Regions from separate parts of the Mus musculus genome. Here region 2 is linked to region 1. A link is a contact called in ENCODE Hi-C or POLR2A ChIA-PET data. All regions are on one chromosome and are shown on one strand. Each heading gives the region's core, a stretch centred on a gene start or an enhancer-like site at or near the end of the contact. The rest is flanking DNA. Distances are from core to core; before and after follow the strand shown.

Region 1 (6,623 bases), core at 1,739-4,238:
GTCTGAAATCTATAATACAAAAAAGGTGGTTTATATTTGTTTACAGGTATCTAAAATATAATTTCTAGAAAAGTGTATCAAAATCACTAATTTTCCAGAATGCTTTCTTAAGTATAGTCACAGACAATTCTTTGAACTCTGTCTTCTGTAAATGTCTAAATGCTTTAGCAATGGAGTGTACTCTTCTCTGTTCATTCCTGTGTTCCCCACAGGTCTTTCTCTTAAAATTGTACCAAAGCTTAGAACATACTTCTCTTCCTCACCTAGCAAATTCTACTCCATCCTTCATCCTGCAATGTGTGGATCACCATGGTTAAAAGCATACCTTGCTCTTTTTTCATTTCAATTATCCAACCCCACTGCACATCAAAATATATCTTATTTTTCTAAATTCTAAAGCATAATGAAGTGTTCTCTAGGCCAAAGAATGAAATTAGATGGACAAACCATAAAACACAAACATTTCCATTTCTTATATGATAGATGATACACTGCAAACTTGTCCTCAGAACAGAAACTAAAAGTTTAACAATTACAAGAGCACCATCTCATGGCAACAAGCCCATTACCAAGTTAGAATATGTCACCAGTATTAGAGACTTCTCTAATAAAGACAAAAAACACATGCAGGAGTGATCTGGGTAGGAAGGCTACAACGAGAGTACCTCTTGATAAACGCACAGGAGAGAGGCTAAATCCTGCATCCACTTCAGAGTGCTTCTTATAAACCAGAATATTGTGGGTTTTCACTGTTTTAGTTATTTGGTCTACCACCCCATATTTATTTATCTTTCTCTTCTCAATGTCTTTCCTTCTTAATTTCCCAGTCTCCCCTCCATGAGCACCCCACTCCATCCCTCCTCCTCTCAGCCTCTGTGAGTGAGCTCTCCCACCCAGCCACCCAATCCCACTCCTTCTCTAGGGAATCAAGCCTCCACAGGACCGGTGCCTCCCCTCCCACTGATACCTGACAAGATAGTCTCTGATACATATGGAGCAGGGCCACAGACCAGCCCATGCATGCTCTTTGGTTGGTGGCTTAGTCCCTGGGGCTCTGAGGGAGTCTGGTTAGTTGGTACTGTTGTTCTCACTTTCTTAACCATCCAGTCACCAACAAAAAGAAACAGCAAAAACTAAAACAAGTAAATATAGTTTATAAATGTGTAAAACAATTTGACTACTGATAAACAGAAGCCATAAAAAGTAGGGCAGAAAGTAAAAGGGAATCAATCAGAAATACACTAGCAGATCTTTACATCTATTTATGCAAACAATTTCAGAATTTGAAAACAGTTATGTGGGAGGGGGAGCTGTAGAAATGGCTCAGAGGTTTAGAGCACTGACTGCTCTTCCAGAGGACCTGAGTTCAATTCCCATCAACCACATAGTGGCTCACAACCATCTGTAATGGGATCCGATGCCCTCTTCTGGTGTGTCTGAAGACAGCTACAGTGTACTCATATACATAAAATAAATAAATAAATAATTTTTTAAAACAAGGAAACAGTAATCAACATTGTACGTGTTGTCCAAGAAGTTGTAAAATGTTTCCTGTCTAGATTCAGAACTATATTTTAATCAACAAAAGGTTAATAAAGTAAAAGGCATCAAACCATGTTTCTAGAGCTCTGCTACCTCAGAATGTAAATGATTTTAATACTAACATGTCTGATCTAATTTTTCATTCTAAAAGAAAGTGAAACAAATTAAAACTAATTTTAAATGTTACCCTGTACAAAAAGACCTCCCATGCACACAGTAGCAAGAACATTTTTCTGGTTTTAGTATAATAGTCGGTATAACTTTAGTTCAGAATAAAAACATCACATATATATTTTAATTCTGATGTACTCCAATGGGGGGAAAACTCTTTATCCAAAATTGTGCATCTCTCCATCTTGTATTCTTAGCTTTTTAAAAAACACTCACCTGTAATTGTTACTGTGTGTTTAGTTTATCTTTCTCCCTAGAAAGCAAAAAAGGGATGTTTGTTTCTTCTTCTTAATGTGCTTCAATAACCTGGAACAGTTCCTGGCATAGAGAAGATAACCCATAAAAATTCATTTTGGAATGAGTGCACTAGCAATCAATTTATAAAATAATTCTAAATAAAGCAATTTTAGTCAACTGATTTCCCTCAGTTAAGTTTGAATTTTTTATTTTTCTAGCTGGACTCTAAAAGATGGTGAATTTGGAATTTTCATGATGTAAATAAATACTTTTAAAAAACCATCCCTAAAATAAACGTTACATTTTGATGTAAGGTGATAACTTTTTAATTAAAGTTTTAAGTTTAGATATTCTAAATTTGTCTCAAAGTTCTTATTTCAGAGCCTCGCATAGTGGTACAAGCTTATAGTTCAGCCCTGGAAAGGTGGAGGCAGGAGGATCAATTTAAGGCCAGTCTCAGCCAAGGTCAGCTTGGGCTACATACACACACACACACACACACACACACACACACACACACACACACACAAAACAGGTCTCACCGTGTAATACAGAAATATAGTGCAAAATTCTGTAAGTGATATCGCCCCAAGTATTTTTAGAGTCCACACTGCGACCTGTTTTGTATGGCTTGTGGCTTGTAGAAGTAACACACACCTTTCTGTATTTCTGACAACCTTAGTATCTTATTCTCTATGATCTTTTACTTGTTGTATAAAAGTACTGGACAGCGGTTTCCTTATAATTTTTGCAACTGAAAACATACTTAAAGGCGAGTGGCTCCCAACAGCAACCCCAACAGTTGGGAGGTGGAAGATGAAGCTAGGCAGGGATAGCCTAGGCTACAGAGTGGGGACCTGTCTCAAACAAACTAGTACTTATGTCAGAAGCGCAGACGTCCACGCATAACAACCAACCCGTCAGAAATCATCCGCCGGTGCAGAGACCCAGGCCCAGCGACCACGCACCACAACTGAGCGCGAGGGGAGGACAGCGGACTAGAGAACAGACCGGCCCGGCGCGCTCCGGGCGGGAGGCTGAGGCGACGCGCATGCGCGCCTTCCCCGCCGCACCTCCGACCCCCGCACCGCACGGTGCGCCTCAGGCCTCAGGCCGCGCTCCCTGACGGGAATGTGTGGGAGACGCCCGCTCGCTCGCTCGCTCGCCCGCTGAGGGCGCCCGGCTGCCCGGCCCGGTGGTCCATACCCCACGCATCCCCTCCCCATCCCTCGCACTTCCCTCCCCGTCACGCGCCTCCTTCCCCACCTCCTCCCTCCCCGCACGCGCTTCCCTACCCACCCACCCTACCTCCCTCCTCTCCCCGGCCCCGCCACTGCTCGCTCACCGAGCCCCCCACGCGCCCACGCGAGGCGCGCGCGTCCCGCCCAGGCCACAGCCACCTGCCGGGGGGAGGGGGGCTGAGTCGAGCGCCGATTTACCGACCCTTCGAACGCCCCCCAAGCCCGGCTTAGTCAAACGCCTAAGAATGGATCGGCAACCCCCAGTCCCCTTCCCAGCCCAACTGTTTCCTTCAGAGATGTGTGGTTGGTTTTGATGGGCGCACCGCTAATCATTAAATAAATATCTTACCTTGGGGGTCCTCTACTGCCAGGCATTAGCTAGGCCGCAGCCCTGGAACCTCCATTTTCTTCCTACCTAAGTGTCTAATTTAAAATGGCACCCATTAGGTCACTGTTGAGCTACAAGACTGAGTTTAAACATTCTATCCAGAGAGGTCAGGAAATACATCTGATGTAAATATTTGATACCAAATATCAATTATTTATTTCCAGAGCGTGCCTATGCCTGGCCCCCAGCTCTTCTTTCTACACTCTATTTCCCTTAAGCAGACATTGACATTGTGTTTCGTTGTTTAACAGTACGATTAGAAAAAGTGTATGTTTAAAAACTTCAAGCAGATCTCTGCTGTATTTGAAGCATCTATTGTTAATTAGCGTGTATATATTTAAAAAAACACATACAAAGTGCTTTTTTTTTTCTATTGACTTAACGCGCAAGTGGCAGCTTTGCCCACCATACAAGTCATCTGCGCAGATCGCATAAAACACAGCAGCCTCTGAGCAATTCTGAGGCTTGTTAATGTTTTATTTCCCACAAGTGAGCACCCAAGCCACGATAGGCTCTGAATTTTCCCTTCCACAGAGCTTGCTGGGCACACCACAGGTCCTGGCTTCTTGGCCTCTGAGAGAACTAAGCTCTGCTGCTGGGAAGTCTCGCTCCTACACGTGCTCACCTCTGTACTCAGAGCAGAGGCAGAGCTGAATAACCCCTTCAAACCACAAAACTAATGTTTAGGTCTCACTTATAAACAGCTCCCTTCTGGCAAATTTTACATCCTAATTTCTAGGTTCTGAAATAGAGTAAAATCTTAAGCCAAGGAACTAATTTGAACTTGTTTATTATACTGTGAGTTCTATAATAGTTAATTTTCTTAAGATTTAAAAATTAGGACCTGGAGAGATGGCTCCGTAGTTAGGAGCACTAACTGCTCTTCCAGAGAGCCTGTTTGATTCCCAGCACCCCTGGGATGGCTCACAACTGTCTGTGGCTCCACTTCAAGAGAATCCTGTGCCCTTTTCTGACCTCTGCACACGATGCACAGATGTAGGCAGAAAGCCCATGCACATAAAATAATAAAAGGAAAGAGTAGACCTGGGCAGAGCCAGGGGATCCGCATTACCCATCTGCTCCTCTTGCTGCTTCCCTGGAGCAAAACTCAGCAGGTAATACCTTCCATTTTGGGTGAGTCATGCTATAAGGACAATTAGCACAGGGAAATAGGAAAGCTAGGGGGCTTAAGGCTTAAAGAATATTTAAAAACACAGGGTGGGGGAAGGAGATCTAGCAGTCTATAATGCAGAGAAGAAAAGGCTCCTTTCCCATCTTTAAGGGACTCTTGAGCAGTATAAATTATTCTTTGGCTGTGCTTTCATACGCATAGTTTCAGCAGGCAGATGCAGAGTCAGGGTCAAAACCTCTGCTGAATAAGAAGAGACTGCAGCCAGGAAAAGTAGTGAACAAGGCCTTTCTAATTTTTTTATCATAAAATTTATGGATAAATAATTTATGTACCCTGAACTGTATCCAGTTAAAATATACAACTCAATCAGTCTTAACAGTTGTGTGTGTGTGTGTGTGTGTATATTTTTTTCAAGAAGTTATCACCGTAATAGAAAACAGCACAGAACATTTTCAGGACCCCACCCCCACTCCCACCTGCCTTCACCCCCTCCCCCATCCTCCTTTCCTTTAGTCAATTGCCCTGTCTGCCCTCAGCCCCAGGCAAAGGCTGATCTGCTCCTTATCTGTAAGGGGTACTTTGCACTCTCGATCAATGGAATCTATATCTTGCATCTGGTTTCTTTCACTCAGTCTCATGATTATCAGCTTTGTCCCTATTGTCTTGTATACTGGCATCTTATTCCTTTGGACGAGAGATGTTCTACGCCATTCATTCTACTGTTGACCACTACAGTCCTGGGATGGATACACTGCAGTGTGTTTGTCCATTCACTGTTGGAAGTGTGTTTAGGTTTCCAATTTGGGCTTATTATGAATTATTATAAGGGATGTATTATTATAAGAACAATTATAAGAGACTCACTTACAAAGCTATAGAAGGTTCTTTATTTGTAACATTTCTATGTATCTGTTCTGTGCATGATCAGGTGGGGAGAGATGGACTCTCATGCCACTGCACTGCTGTGAAGGTCGGAGAAGAGCTTTTGGGAGACTGTTTTCCCCTCCCCCCTCGTGAGTCTGAGACTTGATGGCAGGAGTCTGTGCCTACTGAGCCATCCCCCAGCCCCCACATAAAGTATTAATATGGCCATATCTCTTTATTTTCCTCATGTGTATATTGGAGTAGAATGAATGATTAGACAGAGAATAAATAATTTACAGTAGTATTTGCTTCACTGTTTAAGAAAGTTCTACACTGTTTTCCAAGATGGCCTTATAATTTTATATGCCTGTCGAAAGTGTGAAGGTTCTAGTTAATTTTCAGCTGTGGGGTGGTTTGAATAAGAATGGCGTCCATGGGCTCCTGTATTTACATTCTTAGTCCTTAGTTGACAAACTGGGAAGGATTAGAAGCCATGGCCTGAGGGTGTGTGAGTAAGGGGGTGGGCTTTGAAGTTTCAAAGGCTCACACCAGCCCAGGGTTGTAGAGAGAATCTCTTGTGTACTGTATGGAAGCATCACCTATCATTGAAAAGCTGATTGGCCAATGAGCTGAGGCAGGAAGTGGGAGGAGGGAGTTCCAGTAGAGAGAGAACTCTGATATACAGTCAGTTTTGGGAAGAAAGACTTGCCCGAAGTCTGAGGAGACAGACAAGGAGACAGATGCATGAAACTGGGAAGAGATAACCAGCCATGTGTCACTCAGAATAAAATAAATGGGTTAACTAAGTTAGGAGCTAGTCAGAGAACAAACCCAAGACTATGATCTGGGAATTTATTCTCAAATAATTAAGTCTCTTATTTCAGGAACTGGGGCAGAGGGTGGAAAAGCCTGAGGTTACGTGGGGTCTCATTTCTCTGCCTGCTGCCTATGGATCAAGATGTAAAGCTCTCAGCTAATGCTCCAATGCCACGCCTTTCTGTCTACATGCCACCATGCTCCCTGATGAAGTGATGGTGGACTAACTCTC
Region 2 (5,850 bases), core at 1,059-3,558, 38 kb after region 1:
TCCCCACTGGCTCCCTATATCTCTGAAAACAAAGTTCTTGCTTTGGAGGAAGAGTCAGAGAGGTATTTCTAGCATTGAATGATATCTGGGGATAAACTGTCTATGTGTTGAGTGTGTGCAGTGTATGTGAATGTATGTGAGTGTGTGTGTGTTCATAGTGGTGGTACTAGGGAGTGAACTCGGGGCCTTGAAGTTGAGGAGCGTGAAGAGCTCCACCACTGCCTCACACCTATGACAGCTCTCCCTTACCTTTACACTTTTATTTTTTTTAGCTTTTGAACTAAGGTCTCTCTAATGTAGCCGAGATTGCCTTCAAACTTGTGATGATCCTCCTGTCTCATCTTCCCAAGTGCTGAAATTACAACATAACCATCATTCCTAGTTTCTTCCCTTCCTTCTTATCATCAGACTCACTGACTGTCCAGTCATGCTTTAAAACAAAGAAACTTTAAAAATGTATTTACATCGATGTTCTGCCTCCATAGAGGTCTGTCAGGTCACCTGGAACTGGAGTTACAGACAGTTGTGAACTGCCATGTGGGTACTGGGATGTAAACCTTAGTCCTTTGAAAGAGCAGCCAGTGCTCTTAAACGCTAAACCATGTCTTCAGCCCTGCAGCCATGCTTTTAACAAGGACAAGGGTATGGTGGCTAATCTTGGTTCTCAGCTTAGCTGCATCTGGAATGAACTGAAACTCAAGCATGTGGGTCTTCCTATGAGGGACTTTTCTAGGTTTGTTTGTTTGAGGTGGGAGATCCACTGTAAATCCCGATCATCTGAGATGAGAAGGTCCACCGTGAATCTAGACCACCACTGCTGCTGGCAGCCCACACAGTCGGAAGTAAGAGAAGGAAGCTTTGCTCTTTGCCTGCTCCCCTTGCTCTCACTGGCAAGTCCATTTACCCTGATGCTGAGCTGTCATTGGTGTTGGAACCACTCCTTTGGAAGCAAACTGAAGGTCAGAAGCTCTCTAGGAATTCCCTGGGACACCAGCAGCAGATTGGAACTACTGAGACATCCAGCAAAGATACCAGATTCTTTGCCTTTCCATTGTTGGACAACCTGGACCACAGCATGCATGCCACTCTGATAAATAGCACATACACATATATACACATTCACATAAATACATACATTCACACATCTGCATACTCATTCTGTCAATTCTGTTCCTTAAAGAACCCTGACTAATAAAATCAGCATAGAGTTTTGTCATATTTTCTCCATCTGTGCCTTGTGGAAGATTATGAGGTAAATGTATTTTTCATGGGCAAAAGGTAAATTGGGGCTTTCTTGTAAAAAAAAGAACTATCAGAAAACACTACTTATAATTCTTCACTATTAATGCTAAAGTAAAAAAAATATTTGTGGTCTTTCACTGTGTTAACTAATCTAATGAATGGTAATAATACTAACTCCTTAGAAATTCTTTTACTATGTATGTATTTACACACATACACACACCTGTATACCATGTAAACAGATTGTAGCATGAAAATCACAGTTATGATATTCCAGGAGCTAGTAAAAATTATTGATTGAATAAACATGCCTATAGCTGGACACTCTCTCTGGTCTGGGCTAGGCTGCTCTAGTGGAGGTGGACTGTCGTCTAAGAATGTCAGAGCTGGGGTTGTCAAGTTCTGGCTATGGCATGACTCTCGATAGTGGGGTTACCTGAACAAGAGGGGCCAAAATTCCAGCATTGATGGGGTAGGGAATTTCCTGGCCCAGTCCCTTACTGAGGCCCTGGCAGAGCGTAGTTGCCAGGCCAGGAGGGATCATTCTTTTTGGAGATGCAACCGGTGTTAAGAGTCCGATGCATAATCCAGTGGATCACTCCACACCCACGCAATATAGACTTAGTGGGTTACTAAAAGACGCGAAATTGGGATAGCTTTTTGACTGCCTTATTCACCACCGTTATTCGCTCAGTCCCTAAAAACTGGTTTATATCACAACTAAATAAATGATCAACATACATTGCAGCTGGTCTCTACTATAAGATCCTCAAGAACCAGTGGTTAAACTTTTTGTTTTTCGTTGAGAAAAGTAAAACCGGACTCAACCAAGTGCCTTTTACCCGAGAAGTGTCCAGCGTGTTGAGACCACAGTGTGAGGCCGAGAGAGAACGCTAAGGACCGGGCGACGGGACGAGGAATCCCGGGCGCCTTTTTAGTCCTGGGGCTCGCTAACTCAGCAAAGGACCACCGAGCCCTCTCTGCTGCACTCTTCCTTTCCGACCGCCCCGCCTTGAAAAACCACGCCTCTTGCGCAGGCGCCGAGGGCTTCGGAATGCGCATGAGCAATTCAAAGCAGCGCGGGAAGAATCGCGCATGCGCGCCTGGCGGCCCGGCTCAGTGGGACGCTCCTGAGGGAAGCGACCGCGGACGTCCTAACTTCTGTGAACCGTGAGTTTCTGACAGTTTTCCCCCCTGCCGTGGACGGTGAGGGACCGGGGACGAGTTCTTGATCGTGACTTAGGTCGTGTCGCCCTGCGGGCATCCCGCGGCGGGAAGAGGTGCGCCTGCGCACTGAGCTTCCCGTTGGCACTGGCGGACAGTCCGCCCTACGCACTCGCCCAGGGCGGCCCATTCATTCATTTATCCTTCTGTTGGCACCCTGCTGCCCTCGGTCGGCTCCAGTCGAGTGGAGTGTCACGCCCTGGCGAGCGACTTCCTCCCGGGCAAACCGCAGTCCTTCCCCGCAGCCTCCCGGGGATCCCTAGCCGGCTGCAGCCCGCTCCACCTGTCCCCCGCGGGAGTGCTCGCCGCAGGCCAGTGGCAGCGACGCCGCTCCGGCTGGGATTTGGACATATGGTGCGGGTTTTAGTGCTACCTCCTGAAGGGCAGGTGGTTTGGTGCGTGCCTGCTTGGGTGAGCTACTTCGCCCTTCTCACCGTGTTGTGATTTTCACAGCTGCTGCTCTCGCCTGTGCACATGACCCCGTAGCCCGCTCTTTGCATCCCAGTCGTGCGTAGTGGAAGCCTCTTTGGGGACTCAGATGGAGGAGCCAATGGCGTTTTCTTCCCTTCGTGGCAGTGACAGGTGTCCGGCTGATGACTCTTTAAAAAAATATGAGCAGAGTGTTAAACTTTCAGGTATGTGCTCAATGCCACGGTCACACGGTTCTGAAGTCGCACGGGCAGCCAGTCTGCATCTTCTAATTCGAGGAAAGGGGAAAAAAGAAATGTAATTAAATTACACTCCCAGAAATAAACAGAAAAACCACACACACACCTGACTAGTAAACTGAGTTGTATGTTTAAATTTCACATGTCAACATAATATCATGAAGTCTAGATTTAGGATTGGATCGCGTTTTAAGAGGTGTGGAATCCAGTTTTCATTTTAGAGGACGTCGGTTGGGTCCAAATATTAGTGGCTTTTTAGGAAAGCATGTTTGTTGACACCTGACTTTTTTCTTCCACACCCACTGTAGCCTTACTGTGTAAAGTTTGGTTTTAGGAATTGGTGGGGAAGGGATTAAGGATTCATAAACAAAATTCACAGGCAGAAACAAGTGGAATGTTTGTAACGGATACTTTTTTCTTCGTAAAGTGGAATGTAGCTCAGCCGCAGACTCTAGTTTTAGAAGGTGGCTGAAAAGTCCCATATTGTGTACTTTCAGCAGGACATAGAGGTAAACGTCTGTAAACCCAAGGGGAGGTGGAGATCAGGAGTTCAACCCTGCCTCAGCCCCACCCCAAGAAACACTGTGCACAGTGCCCATGTGGTAGTGTTCACTTAACATACATGTTTGTAAACAAAATTCCAGTTGACTGTATTCTTTCCTAAAAGCTAGCCATCTTTGTCCTAAGAAAATTTAGACTTATCCAAAAAGATACTAATTTTGACTTTTAATTTATGATACACAATTTATATACCCCCCCCCAAAAGCTTTAACCCCATTTAAAAAAGCATAACATCACATATTTTTGAATTCTGGCTAAAACCAAACTGTCCGTTGTTGTTAGAACAATGGTCCTCTTCCTGGTGATGAACAACACAGTTACTTCAGAACTTAAAAACTTGGGAGTCCCCTTCTCCCTTCCCCGTGCTCCCCCTGGGTGCAGTCCTCCCACTCTCCGGCTTGTTTGCGCTGTATATGCTGCTGCTGCTTGTCCTGGTTGGTGTCCTCCTATGCCGTTAGATTCATCTCGAAACACTGCTGTTACCTAGTTTTCCTTTTTAATTTTTAAAAAACAATAGCCTGTTTTTCAGTATGGCTTTTCTTTTTAATTAGCAAGTACACATACAGTGCAGACATTCAGTTTTCCATATTCAGTTTGACTTCTGGTGCACATTGTTTATTAATTAAAGGGGTCACACATGCATGAATTTGATCTAGTTCTAGAATTATTTTCAGGGGAATTCTCCTTTTTTAATATCTTGAAAATCTGGTGGACTAATAGGGTGAACTTTATTTGAAAGGTTTTGTAACTTTTATGGTATGCAGCATAGGACATTGCAAATGGTTCCCATAATAATTTTTTAAAGCATGCTGAACTCTTATCCATGGGATTCTTTAATGTGATTTTTAAAAAATATATCTATTTATTTTATGTATATGAGTACACTGTTGCTGTCTTCAGACACACCAGAAGAGGGCATCGATGCCATTACAAGATGTTTGTTAGCCACCATGTGGTTTCTGGGAACTGAACTTGGGACCTCTGGAAGAGCAGTCAGTGCTCTTAGCAGCTGAGCCATCTCTCCAGCCCCTAATGTGACTCGCTGTGTTAGAAACATAACTTCAGTAAAGACTAACACTGATGAGGCCTGGACATACAGTATATCAGATCGTGAAGCCATTGTGTAATTAGGCTTTATCTAACTCCTTATTGAAGTTTTGCTGCTGTTGTTAGTTTTGGTGGGGGTTTTGGAACATTTTGTCTATCTTTGTATATGTAGAACCAAAGAGGATTCAGCACACAATAGGGGCTTGATATAAATAAATAATATAAAGTAAATACTTGGTGTAGCAGGTGAATAGCAAAGCCCTTTGTTTAGTAGTATTGTTGACTCATGTTTATTGAAGAAAATTTGGGAAATTTTGAAAGCCAAAGTATTTTCCACTGTTTAGTGTCACAGGATTTTCCCTGTCAATTGGACATTACATTAAAATGGTATTGTGTATGTGTGTATATGTCTGTGTTTATGTCTGTGTGCGTCTGTATTTATGTCTGTGTGTGTTTGTGTTTATGTTTGTGTATTTGTCTGTGGTGTGTGTATGTGTGTCTGTCTGTGTGTGTGTGGGTGTGACTCTGTGTCTATATAAATAGAACACACACACGCATATACATTCATGTAGAGGCCAGAGGACAGTCTTGTGTATCATTCCTCAGGTACTCCTCACCTTTCTGTCTTTTTGGCCTAGAGCTCACCCGTTTAGCTAAGCTGGCTGGCAAGTGTGTCCCAGAGATCTTTCTGTCCGCTGCTGGGGCACTGGGATCACTGTGTGCCACCATGCCTGGCTTTTTTACATGGGTTTTGGGATCGGTCTCAGGTCCTCGTGCTTTCAGGGCAAGCATTTAACAACAGAGCCATCTTCCCGGCCCTAGGATACATATTTTAAAAACTAACTTGGGATCCTAATCAACTTAGTTCTAATGTCTCCCTCAGCAGTAGGAGTTAGATTCAGAGTTTTGTATTGTTCGGCAAGTACCCCACCACTGAGCAACACCCCCAGCTTCTCTGATCTGTGGTTTGTATTGTTGGACAAGTACCCCACCACTGAGCAATACCCCAGCTTCTCTGATCTGTGGTTTGTATTGTTGGGCAAGTACCCCACCACTGAGCAATACCCCCAGCTTCTCTGATCTGTGGTTTGCTTGGTATACTGTCTTG

What was found. A loop is a pair of places that touch in the nucleus more often than their neighbours do. ChIA-PET counts read pairs that join two places held with the same protein, here RNA polymerase II (POLR2A).
Region 2: a map of Patski shows a loop between it and region 1 (2.8-fold over the local background). The contact joins the promoter of Cdc7 here to the promoter of Hfm1 in region 1. A Hi-C loop is called at or near these places in 2 of 37 maps with a recorded cell type or tissue (Patski and v-Abl transformed pro-B cells). POLR2A ChIA-PET finds 5 or more read pairs at or near these places in 3 of 5 experiments (Patski and embryonic stem cell).

What each region holds. Positions count from the first base shown.
Region 1 is chr5:106,922,902-106,929,524 of GRCm38, forward strand. It overlaps Hfm1 (HFM1, ATP-dependent DNA helicase homolog), which reads right to left and starts at 2,989. Exons shown (of 40, transcript NM_177873.3): 1 at 2,868-2,989; 2 at 1,930-2,031; 3 at 1-9.
Region 2 is chr5:106,962,014-106,967,863 of GRCm38, forward strand. It overlaps Cdc7 (cell division cycle 7 (S. cerevisiae)), which reads left to right and starts at 2,309. Exons shown (of 12, transcript NM_009863.3): 1 at 2,309-2,412; 2 at 2,920-3,101. The coding sequence starts at 3,005.